Regions from separate parts of the Mus musculus genome. Here region 1 is linked to region 2. The links are chromatin loops, found by intact Hi-C in ENCODE. Cell type or tissue: left cerebral cortex. All regions are shown on one strand. Links, peaks and the distances in the headings refer to the core of each region. The heading gives the core; the rest is flanking DNA.

What was found. Hi-C counts contacts between places; a loop is a spot of excess contacts. Peaks named below come from ENCODE experiments on the same cell type or tissue, not always from the same donor. Only the 100,000 strongest peaks of a DNase experiment are listed, where the experiment ranks them.
Region 1: a loop joins it to region 2, with 2.8 times the contacts of the local background. A loop is called at or near these places in 2 of 42 quality-filtered maps.

The regions. Positions count from the first base shown.
Region 1 is chr7:130,257,900-130,262,899 of GRCm38, forward strand. Fgfr2 (fibroblast growth factor receptor 2) reads right to left here. Exons shown (of 18, transcript NM_010207.2): 2 at 3,850-4,167. The coding sequence starts at 4,015. Among named protein-coding and RNA genes, the nearest start is that of Fgfr2, 6.4 kb to the right of the region's middle. In left cerebral cortex, for the core only: a CTCF peak has its summit at 2,328; DNase peaks (open chromatin) are centred at 2,362, 2,555, 3,184, 4,130 and 1 more place; H3K4me3 peaks cover 2,828 bases; H3K27ac peaks cover 3,226 bases.
Region 2 is chr7:129,774,397-129,782,425 of GRCm38, forward strand. All of the region lies in intron 1 of Gm33323 (a long non-coding RNA gene), which reads left to right. Among named protein-coding and RNA genes, the nearest start is that of Gm33398, 14 kb to the left of the region's middle. In left cerebral cortex, for the core only: no CTCF peak of the experiment used is centred there; a DNase peak (open chromatin) is centred at 4,753.

The DNA of each region.
Region 1 (5,000 bases), core at 1-5,000, 480 kb after region 2:
TCTGAGAAGGGGTGGCTATTTTTTTTTAAGTAAGTTATTTAGTCTTTTAACTGATTGAAATAAACAGGCAACATAGACAGACAGGTACACACACACACACACACACACACACACACACACACACAAACTTGCTCTATTCAGATCAGTGGAAGCCAGCAAGAAAGAGTTATATAAATGCCAATTTTCTGGGCTGGCCAGATTTTTGCTCTAGAAGTAATATTAAACACAGTTCCTTGCCCATGAATTGTGAAATACACTATATTCTAATAAAGAATGTGTACTTCATTGTGTGTTTAACAGCATGCGCCTGCATTTGGTTTAATTGACCAAGAATAAGCCCTTGTTCCTCAGCGAAACTATCAAGTTACAGTCAACTCTTAAATATTCACACTCACACTGAGGAACAAAAAATGCAGATAATAGGAAACACAAGACTCCTGTTAAATCATCCACTTGCACCACGCAGATATTTCTTTTCTCTTCTTCTAACTGGCAATTAAATGTGGGGGGCTGAGACCACAGCATGTAGGATACTCTCTGACAAAGGACTTGAACTACCCTGTGGTGGTGGTGGTGAGGGGGGGGGAACCCTTCAGCAGGTCTCCACGTAGACCTCACACTCACGAGGTTTTCGCTGGCTCACTTCAATCCGGAACAGCATCAACCCAGAAGACTGCCCAAGAAATGGTGGGTGTTTTTTAAGGCATGTAAATTACTCCCTCACTCCCACCCCCACCCCACCCCCAGGCCGTCCCTTTGCACTTAGCAGAGGGTGGGAAAGTAATTAAGGGTTTGGGTTTGGGAAAGCCCTTTTATTTTAGCTCCTACTGGGCTGGGGTAAACAGATTCCCTTAATGTCAACAATGACTTAATTAACCAGAGCAGGTGACAACGTCAGGGGGAATCTGAAAGTAAGAGCCGAGACTGGCAGTAATCAAGCTTGACTACACTGGGAACATTCAGGATTTGAATCAACAGAACAGTACTTAGAATCGGGACCACCCCTCCGAAGTCCCCAACTGTTGATACTGTTGTCCTTTGTCACAGGGATGACCAGCTGGATACAATCATTTCTATTCTGAAATACCGAGGAAAATCTTACAGAGATGACTGCCTTCTTAGGTCAACTGACTTGACCCAATCCTGCTGCTGCCACTTGAGAAAGTGTCCAGAGACACACGGACAGGATAGGATTCGGGGTGAGGACATACATTGCATGGCTACATACACTGCACAGAACTACATGACTGAACATAACATCTCCCTAGAGGGTCAAAAGGGCTCCTTAGTAGTGAGGCACAGGCTCTTTCTAGGAACTTCCTGATTACATATTTGTCCGGCCCAATAGACATTATCTAAACTGAGCTTCTAAATTAGCAAACGGATGCCTTCCATGGTAAAGCTTCAGGAGACAGAAGCTGAACTCAGTGTTAGCTGAAGTCCTGGCTGCATCAAATATGGCGGCTGGAGAGATGCACATATGCACACATTAGACACCAGAGCCTAGCATGGAGCCTAGCCTCTAGCTTGATGGCCTGGATGTCAGTGGCAATGTTGGTCTAACAGACAAGGAGAGTGAGCACAGACCCTGCCGAAATCCAGCATCACCACCTCCTCCATCCAAAAGCAACATTCATCTCAGGGTACCGTGTTTGCTGCACTGAGAACTGTGCACCCCCTTGTCCCCAGCTTGCTGGGGATGGGGATGGCCAAGGCCACCATCAATGCCAGGAGCTGTGCTTTCTGCTTTCTGTCCAGGTCACTGGTGAAAACTAAATCTCTTGAGCTGGTCCTCAGAAGGCATCTGGGGATGGTACTACTGTTCAGTGACTATTGATAAAGAGATCCCACCAATCAAGGCTCTGGGGTTTCTCTGCATTTCCCAAGCTTGCTCTGGTGAAACTCCACACCTTGAGACATTTTCCTTTTTTCCTTTTTTCTTTTTCTTTTCTTTTTCTTAGCGTCTCCCAACTCTATATGTGATTCGAACCTCATGCAAACTCTGAGCCTAGCAAAGTGTACCCAGGGGCATTGGCAAAGTGTGACCTACAACTTCGGAGACTTCTCAGCCTCCCTCCCTAACCTTACATGTACCTACAGGTCCCCAGGTGGTGGGATCTGCTTTCAACAATGTGAGCATTGTTGGATATCGGTTCTTACACAAAGAGCCATTTGGGGGACTCCAGCCCACTGTCCTTCCTCTCCCCCACCTGCCTCCTCCTTGCGAGTACAAACATCTTGTAACCTTTCTGAGGTAATTAGATGCAGTCCAGGAAACCCTCCAGGACCATTTTATACTCTGCAACTGAAATCAACTCACAGCAACACTGCCCCGAGAGTCCAAATGAAAAATGACAATTCTTTCCTAACCGGGGCTGTTTCTGAAGCCCACGCTGTAGGAAATCCTAGCTCAGCTTCCTTAGTTAGTGCTGAGCCACACACTCCAGGGACAACCGGCAATTAGGGGGACATCCATTTTAATTATTAACAAAATTAAAGAAGTGCAGACCAGACTTTCAGAAACCCAATCCTTTCCCCCTCACATTAAGCCCTTTGAAAACATGTCACTGTTGCAGATTACACTCTCCCTGACGTCACAGGATAAGTCACAGAGAGGTGGTTCCGGAAAAGGACGTGAGGCTGTATGTTGAACACACCTCATGCACAAAACTCCTACCTCATTTCCTTTCCAAAGATACCTGGTAATTTATAACATTTCCAGGCATCTGTGTGGCCCGACATACACACAAAGCCAGGGAGAGTGTCTGTCTGGGTGGATCTTACTGGGGACCCATTTCTCAAGCCCTCCTCTCAGATGGGTACATAGCCCTCCTTGAGGTCACCCTTGGGGGAGGGGTCCTGTCCCTCCTACAATCCCCCTCTGGATGATCTGGATGAATCAGGACCCTGATTCAGTGTGCATAGCCACAGCAACTCAGCTGACCTGCCAGCACTCAGGACCGTGACGGACTCCAAAGCCAGCCGGCACCAGGTGGGCCCTCAGCAAACACGTTCATTAAGTGGCGATGAGTGCTGCGATCTGCAGTGTCACGCTCGGATTACCACTCAAAAAATAACTCGCCTACCAATATTCCCTCCTGATGACAGATTCCCGTGCGGCACCAAGGAGAGAGGCTTGGCCACAGACCACGTCTCTGAAGGACCTGGGAGAAGGACCAGCGCTTTGCCCAGCTCCGGATTTCAGCCACGTCCTCCTCACAACTAGCTTCTCACATTTGCAACCAAGTGTGCAAAGCCAAACACACTAGTGAAATCTGGCTTTTCCCCAGATGGGGGAAGACTCTTGGCAAATTCACTTTCCAATCTTCCCAACATGAAACCTGCCCACTCTGTGATGCCGGGTGAAAGCACAAAGAGCTTACACCAGCTTAAAAACCGATCCAGCATGGCACGGCTCTCCATGCTCAACTTCAGAACCTTCTTTTCTCTTAAACAATGCGGAAAAAGAAAAAAAAAGTCAGCTTTCAGAGGCTGCCTATTTCCTTTAGCCAAAAGATAGTGTGATTCAAGGCTTTTCCCTCAATCTAGAGAGCAACTGCAGAAGGCCACAGTCACCCTGCCAAGGTACGTCCCCTCCAGAGTGCTGTAAGGCACTGGCTAAACAAGAACTGCCACTGCTTCCCTCACCCAAGCACAAAGAACAGAGCAAACCAAACCACTCCACTCATGCCTGGGAGACAAGACCCTCCCTTCTAAGCTCCGATATGATGCGGAGAGAGACTACTCATATGGCAGCCGGCTGAAACAGGCCTCCCACTTAAAGACCACTTCCCCCAGACACATCCCCAAAACGACTTGGTACCCTTAAAATGGCACGCATGAACTTACCTTCTGGTTCTAAAGTGGTATCCTCAACTAAACTGAAGGAGGGCCGGGCCAGGGACAAGGTTGCCATGGTGACCAAGACCAGGCAGATGAAGCGCCCCCAGCTGACCATGGTCACAGTGCCAATCCCTGGTCCTCTTCCATATCTCCACGTGGACGGTAATCCCATCTGCACACTTCTTCTGAGACCATGGGCTACCTGCAATGCCTTCAGCCCACAGGGGGCTCAGGAGCCAAAGCTCTGAGGCGGCTGTGCTGCTGTTGCTGTTGTTACTGCTGTTCCTGCTCCCACTGCTGCTGCTGCTGCTGCTGTGGCTGCCACTGAAAGAGAGAGATTCAGCCAGATTCAGTTTTTTCCCCCAGTGCCAACTTGCTTAAACCCAGATGGGATAAAACCATTTCTCAGCCTCTCAATACATTCGCAAACACATTCTTTCTCATTATCGGAAAAGCCTTCCATCCTCACCTCAGCGTCCCAGGTGTTTCCAGGCTAGTCCACAAGCTGCAGTAGGCTAATCTTTTTTTTTTTAAGCTTACTTTTAAGAGACGCAAGATAAACCATCACTGTAGGACCCAGCCACCCAGCTCTGCAGCGTGCCCTTCCGTCCACTATCAAAGCTGCAAGGTTGCTGAAGCAACTTGACCTTCATTCCTTTCAAGGGCAACTGCAGAAAAACCTGAGTTTAAAACGCTGGGCTTGGCATGGCCAGCCTCATTAACGTCTCTTATTCCAGCTGGCCTTTAAGACGCTGACTGGAGGAAGGGTCTGCTCTGAGAACCGCATTTCAGCTGAGCTGAGCGGCACGTCCTCGCTTCAGAACGGTTCTCAGAAAGAAAGGAGACCAACAGAATCAAAGAATCTCAGGAAGGCTTCAAAAACATTCCCACCAGTTTACACTTGTCAGAATTCATTTTCGAATGCAGGCGTGTATTTCAATCTTCCGCCAAGCAGCCACTTACAAAGAGTGAGTTTAATCCAACCGGGGGATTCAAAGCCTGAATTCCCTTCCACTGACTACAAGGCAGTGTACAGGCATACTAACTAAATATCTGCAACCGACGTCAAAGGGGTAAAGATACAACCCTTGATGAATAATTCAAGATTTTATTAGTAATGGTGATGATACGTACAAGCTGCCCTGGTATGTGATTGG
Region 2 (8,029 bases), core at 1,726-6,725:
AGAGATAATGAAGTAAAAAGGCAGCAGAGGCAGCAAACAAGCTCTGTTCCGTGGGGCTCTGCGGGCTCGCAGGTGCCTCTCGCAGTCTACCCAAGGACGCCAGCAGCTCCGTGATTCAGGGGTGAGCTGGCAGGCCTCAGCAGCCCAGGACTAATTCCCTCCTTTGGAGACACCAGAACCTCGGCTCCCCAACCTGTCACGAAGCCCAGCTCATAGTGGGGCAGCCCATCTGGTCAAGCTGTTGTGTTTCCAGAGAGCCCGAGGGTAAACAAACCCTGGGAGTCCAGATGGGAGGCCGGCCAGGCTGGCTCCTCTCCTTGATCTCCTCCTTGGGGTGGGGCGAGGGTCCGTGTAGAAACCCCAGGAGGCACCTTAGCGATTTTCCAGGCCAGTGGCTTCATTTGTCAGATGAGAAAAGGGCCCTTCCCCTCCTGCAGGTTAGGATGACTGGCCAAAAGTAACATGGTTAATCAAGGAGCTGTGGCCGGAGACATAGCTGAGCTTGAGTGTAGACTGTAGCCTGAGAAAAATCATGGTCAACTTCCTCCTTGGATAGTTAGAGTGGCACAGGGACCTTCCACTGCTAGGTCCACTACAGGGGCCTGGAGGGTGCTGTGGTCACCTCCCAAATGCTGTTTTTACAGACGTCTGCCACCCCACCTAGTTCAAACCGCTGGGGATTGAACCCAAAGCCTCATGCATGTTGAACAAACACTTGATCAACTGGGCTGCACCCCTAGTCCTTCGAGTTTGAGACACCAAATAAGGTATTTGGCCTTTCTGAGCATCAGTCTTCTCATCTGTAAAATGGGAACTGTTCTGCCCATCCAATAGCTTTACCGGGAGGCAGTGAGATGTCGGAGTGCTCCTGGCAGTGTGTGGCTCTTAGCACATGGCAGCTGTCACCACCAACAGCAGTTAATCCAAAGTCCCTTCCCCCATCGAGGCAACTGCCTTCAGTCGACGGCGGATAATAAGTTGGTGCATGGAGAAGATGCTGGGGACTTATGCTTCAGGGCGGCAGGAACGGCACAGCCGGCTGGTGGATGGCACACGCTGAAGTGTGCCATATGTTTAAAATTATGAGCCCAGATGTTAGGTCTTGGCACCTAAGGCTCACACCATTAGACTTGATCCTTTATGTGTCTCTAACGGTCTTTGAGGTGCCAGGAAGCTTGTATTAAAATGCAAATTAGCTTCCCAAGAAGGGAAACATAGTAAGTTAGCCTTTTTGCCAATTTTTAATGGGGGCTGGTTTGGGATGAGGAAGGTAAGGGGGAATTGAAAGGGTTAATCTTTCTATGGAACAGGTGCTACGTGAAATGGGTACAGACTGACAGGACGTGTGTGTGACAAGGTGACTGGACTTCTGGAAGAGTCAAGGGACAGGAAGACTGGTTTTTCTTACAGCATTAGCCGCCTGCCCCAGGCAATAAGCACAGGCATATAGATGGTACCCAGTCCCTGCTGTGGGAGGCCACAGGATTATGGAAGCTGGTCCAGACAATAAAGCTTAGTCCAATCTACACAAACACACACACACACACACACACACACACACACACATACACACAGACCTGCAAGCATGAGAGAGGGGGGGAGGAAGGGAAGAAGGGAGGGAGGGAGGTAGAGAGAGAGAGAGAGAAAGAGAGAGAGAGAGAGAGAGAGAGAGAGAGAGAGAGAGAGGGAGAGAGAGAGAGAGAGAGAGAGAGAGAGAGAGAGAGAGAGAGAGAGAGAGTCTGCTTCATCTGTTTGATATTCCCTTTGGTCTGCCCTTTGCCTGTGTGGACTGAACCCCCTGATTCTCAGTGTCTGAGAAGATTTATTTAGGTTTATGAGTATTTTGCCTGTATGTAAGTCCATGTACCACATGTATGCCTGGTGTCCACAGAGGCCAGAAGAAGGCATTGGACCCTCTTGGAATGGAGTTAGAGTCACTTGTGAGCCTCCTCACTGTCTTAGTTCATTGGGGCTGTTGTAACAATATAGCGCTAGCAGGGTGACTTATGAGCAACAGAATCCTCTTTCTCACAGCTCCAGAGGTGGGGAAGTTCAAGATGAAGGCTTCGGTGGAGATGCAGTGAGGACCCTGTTCCTCATAGCACTTGCTTCACCATGTGCATGCTGGGAATTGAACCTGTGTTCTCTGGAAGAGAGGCAAGAGGTCTTAATCTCACTCTCTCTCTCTCTCTCTCTCTCTCTCTCTCTCTCTCTCTCTCTCTCTAGATAGGGTCCTTTCTAGCCCAGGATGGCTCAACCTTGGCTCATGTAGCCAAGAATATTTTCAAAGTCCCAGTCCTCCTACCTCAGCGGCCTGGGTGTTGGAATTACAGGCGTACACGACATGTCTGGCTTCATTTTTCTCTAAGGTTGTTATCTGAAGTTCTTCATTAGACTCTATAACATAGTGTCTCTGGGGTATAGAACTCACCTTCTGTGTACAGAAGCATTTCATACAACAGAAACAGGTATGAGATATTTGCCCTACAGGCTAGGGCTGTTTTGAAGATTGCCAAAAATTAATGAATATATATGCGCCATGAGATGAGAGTCGTGCGACCCCACTATGTGTGCCAGCAATGCCTCTGCTGAATGCCCAGGTAGGACCCAGGGTTATCTGATATCTGCTCCCGCTTTACCCCGTAGCCTTAGTCTACTTCATAGCCTGCAGCGGGTGTTAAAGATCAACAGAGCCATGTCTTATAGAGTCTGTGCTCCTAAGGGGCTCTCCTTTCATTTTACCTGTGAACTCATATATTATGCACAGTAACTCAGAACCTTTATCATCCCCACTTCACAGATTAGAAACTGAGGTTTAAAGGGTCTGGGCTGCAGTCGTACAGTAAGTATTAGACCCTAACGCCTGTGGCTCCTCAGGCTGAGTATTAGGAACTTAATCACTCTATTCTCCATCCTTAAGAGGAAGGCATTTTCAAAGCGCTTTGCCTTGAAAATGTTAAGGAGAGGACCTGAAGCGGGCAAAGGAGCCATGTTGGAGTACCTGGTGGAGTGAGAAGCAGACATAGAGGGAGACTCACATGCATGAAATTGGTAAACAATGGATAAGAGATAGCCTATTAAACTATTAATCAAAGAGAAAAGGCACTACTAAAGAAAAGGCCTGTGACTAAATAGCCATACAAGTGACAAAGATGTCCAGGGAACTAACGGGACAGAGAATCAGGACCATAGTGTTCCAGCCAAACTCGAAGCCATTCAACTTCTCATTGTAAAGTGTGGCCAAGGCTGGGATGTCATTCCATGGGTAGAGTGATTGCCGAGCACATACAATGGCCCAGTTTGATCCCCAGTATCCCATATGTCAGGCATATGGGGGTAATCACAACACTTGGTGTGGGGGTGGGGGAAGGTGAAGCAAAAGTGAGCTACATCAAAGCCAGCCTGGAATACATGGGATTCTGCATCAATTAAAAAAAAAAGTGTATCCGAGTATTTCCTATGAAGCTACTATGAAAACGTAGCAAATAGATTTCTTTTCAGACCTGCTCCCTTCCAAGTTACTCAGTTGTGATAAGCATTTTCCAAGAGACTACTGTGCTGGGAGCCTGTAACTCCTGGAGGTCTCTGCAGATACAGGAAGATAGCTGAAGTATTTTCATAAGAATTTCTGAGTCAGCTATGGAGTTCAGATTGTGGAGTTCAGGTTCATTAGCTGTCTAACCTCAGGCAATATGCTGGTCCATCCCTGTCCAGAGAACCAGGATACATTTATGGTACCGAGACCTAATGAGAAGCCAGGTCCATGGCTCAGCACTCCTGATAAGTGGCTTGCTCCATTAAGTCTGGCTTTCTGGGCTCCTCAAAAGGTGTCATACTTGGGTACACAAGGGAGCCTTGGCAAGGGTGAATTTGGTCCCCCTTCAGCACAGATGTAATCCCATAAGCTTTGAGGACAGTATTCAGGTGGAACAGAACATGAGATGACATCAGCCAGGCTCGGTCCTAACCACTCTTTGGTCCTCTTAGAGCTAAGACAAGAGCTCAGAGTGGAGGGTTGGGAACATGGCTCAGCTGGTAGAGTATGTACAGAGTCCTGGCTTCACTCCCCAGTACCACATAAGCCAGGCATGTTTGCTCCTGGCTGCAATTTCAGCATCTTGGGGTTGAAAGCTGGTGGATGAGAAGGTCAAGGTCATCCTGGGCTGTATAATGAGCCCAAGGTCAGCCTGAGATTCAGGAGAGACCCTGTCCTAAGCATGGAACAGGGTGGAGTGGCTTCCATCCCATTTGTAACTGTTAAACCTGCACCTCTTCCCAGGCTCCTGTAAAAATGATCCATCTTTCCACTAGGTCTTCCTGAGGAAGAGCCATGCAGAATCTTGGCACCTTCACCCTGCCCAGAATTGTGTGGTGTCGTCTAGCAAAGTCAGAAAGGATGTTCAAGACAGGCTTTTGTTCTGCTGGGAAAAGAAAAATCTCTCTTCCTTTCTGCACGTGGCTACAGCGAGTTGCAGTTCACAATGCTGCCAATTTTAACACGTGCCTGGGCACACCCACAGGCACACACACACACACACACACACACACACACACACACACTCACACATACGGGTCGATCCTCAGCCTGGCTGTCTCTAAAACAATCCATGTTCAGCACTCATTGTTAATTATGAGCGGGTGCACCGATCACCAAATGGCACTGATGCTGAGCCCTCGGTGGCTGTCCCTGTCAGTCTGCATCACCATGACGCAGGTTGATGAAATCATCTGGGCAAGGTTAAGGCAAGGCCTCCACTGTACAACATTCTGCGTAAAACAAACAACTGCTTGCTTTTGAGACCTGGCAAGGAAATGAAAAAGAAACCCAAGATGCTCTCGGCTTCTGTCCTGGTTTCTAGGCAACTGGATGCTGGGTGCAGGAAGGGAGAGGGGCTTTCTTCTGGTGCCAGACAGTATTGATAGACAGTGGACTGCTGCTCAGTGCCAAGGACCTGGGGAGGGACAGAGGAAGCCGGAGCAAGCCTCATTGCCCTAATCAACCGTAGCTTGGCCTGCTGGCAGGGAGAGGTTGGAAAATGAGTGGATCAGTAGGGGGCTGGGCAGAGGGGAGATGCTTTTCTATCCTTTATAAAGACAAGAGGCTGTATTACAAGGATTGTTATCCTGGCAGCCAGAGATGAGTATGTCATTCAGAGGAGATGAAGGAACCTGACAAATGCCTTCGGAAGGCTCTTCAGGGATGGCTTGGCTGAGTCCTGGTTGTGGCAAAAGTGCACAGGAACGGTCAGTGGGATGGGGCATTATTTCATTCAATACTATCTAACAGGATCATCCCAGAGTCCACTGTGTGCCAAGCACTTTGTAAGCCCTGAGGATCTAAGAAGGAAGGAGAGGCCAAGCATCCACCATCAGCTCCCCTCTGTTGCTACTTTGGCCAGTGTTGAGAGGTCCAGGAGATCTTATAGTATAATGAGTGACCTAGGACTCCTCAGACAGATTAGGGTTCAAACCTGAACCCTGCCACTTACAGAGAGCGAGTAGTACTTAAACTCTCCAAATGCCCCTTCTTATCCATCCTAGAACTGTCTGGAACCAACACCAAGAGCAGGCGCATCATTTCCAGCAAACTACTAGTTTTCTGTCTTTTGTCCTGGGTTTCTCTGGCGACAGAGAAGAGTCTGTCCCAAAACGGTGAGAAACCTCAAATGGGTTTGATATGCAAGGAGATTCCCCGGTTTTTGTCTTACTGAATTCCTTAGGGCACTGCAGGGCAGTAATGGGTGTGTATTACAATGCCTATACATTACAAAAGCACAGGTCATACACCCTGAGCAGTCAATGTAGACTGCGGGGCCTAACCTAGTATCCTGGGAACTAGCAGTTCTTCTGTGAAGAAAAAACAAAACAAAACAAAACAAAAAAAAACAAAAAACAAATGTAAGTGAAGGAAGGAAGGTTACAGGTCAGAAGCAACGGGATGCACATGCCTAGATCCCCTGTGGATCTAGAGTTGAAGAGACAATTATCTTGTCCCTGCCCAGCGTTTCTGTGGCCTTCTCTCAGCCAGGGAGACTTCTTGAGTGGCTCTTGGGGTACCTTGTGGGTATGGTTAGCCTTCTGCCTTCCAGCTTGCATTTCTTTGGTCCATGACTGTCCTGACTCATCATAGTCAGCTTGGGCATCCCATGTTCAGCAAAAGCCACTGTTCTCCCAGTGCCTATTTCTCCTGCATCCACAAAAATGCATCATAAAACAAACAAGCAGAGAAAAAAAAAACATAAGCAAACACAGAGAGGAATCAGTGTCCTAGTGTCATCCCTGGCTACTGACCAGCTGTGTGGGCAAGTGCCTTTAGTTCTTTGAGTCTTAGCTTCCAGATTCCAGACAGAGAGCTACTTAAATCTCACTGTAGAGACAATGTAAGAGTTAATGGCTACATGAAGATCAAGGGAGACCTGGGAAGAGCTGAGATTTCAATGTTCACAGTGCAACATTGGCCACTATTCTGAGTGCTGCATAGGGTTTGTCTTCCTTGCCTGTTTTTCACATTGTTGTGGAGTGACCTTTTACAGATGAGAACACTAAGACCCAGAGACGTTGTGAAACCCACTGAGACATACAGATAGGCCACCTCTGTTTGTCACACCCATGCCACAGGGCTTCCCAGCTCAGTACACTTTCTTCTTAGCTATTTCTCATGCAGTAACATTTGGGACCAAACTATTTCCAAAGAGTCAATTAATGCAAGATTCAGCCTTGGGCATTCATTCTGGATTGGGGCTGCCTCCGGGTTAACAGTGGTTCCCTACATCCAACACTCAGTGAGACTAGAAGGCCAGGCAAGCTCTCTCTGGGAAAGAGGACCTGTGACTCTGGGATGGCTCGCAGCAGGCCCAGCATTTACTTCACTGGCACTCAGTTGAGATTCACTCAGTGAAATGAAAGTGTTGAAACCCATAGCACACAGAAAAACACCCAGGAAATCACCATAGTCTTATGTGGCATGTTCCTGGTGCCTGTGTGCATAGCCTCGTGGTTAGGATGCAGCTCGGCTCTAACTCAGAATCTCCTGTGTCCCAGGCCACACCCTTCCCATGGTATTTATTTTTATTTTTATTTTTATTTTTTTTTTTGCTTGAGTGAAAGAAATCACCTATCTCCTATAAACTTGCCTGGGATTCAAGGATTCCCCACCTTAGCCCTTCTGTGACAGGAGAGGTTTGAAGTGGCTACAAGGTGACACTTTCTGCATTGGTTGTCAGGAAGAGCCCTGTGTGTTTAGAGGGTCTGTCAGAAGCATATTCTAGAGTAGAGGGGACTCTAGGTCCCTGACAGATCTGTTTTATAGTTTAAAATTCTGCATAAAGCTTTTTGACAAAATCACATTATGTAATTGAATGATTAAATATACGAATCAATTAAATAGAGCCACTGAATCATGCGATCTTTCTGGCTAGGATGTGGTGTACAAACCCTGCTCATGTGATCCTCAGTGCACACTGGGCTGCACATTACTGTGTAGAACTAGGTGCCAGCTCTGGTTTGCTGGTGTTTTCCAGAGCTACCAAAGGACAGGAACATAAACAAGGCCAAAGATGAGGAAAGACAGCCAAGGTTAGCATGCAGCCAAGTGAAAAAATGAAAAAAGACAAAGCCTGGTGGCCGAGGCCAGGGTCTATGAAGGGGCTCAGTCTGGCCCAGCCACTGTTCCTCAGGGAATACCAGAGCCCTGCCCAACCTGGCTCTGAGTCCTAGGAGTCCTTGGCTCCCATGGATAGCAGGTCTAATGCCATGAGCAGGCAGGTGACAGCCAGCCGGAGCTCAATGATGAAATCTGGCTGTAGAAAAACCTCTGCTAATGAAAAGAAACATTCTACACCTGTACACATAGCACTGACACACACACACAAACACACACACACACACACACACACACACACACACACACACACACACACACTCACACACACACACACACTCTCAGGAGTATGCACACACACAGATCTATTTGAGAAAAAGCATGGTTTATTCTTTCTCTAAAGTGAGCTCAAACTAGTACAAACCATAA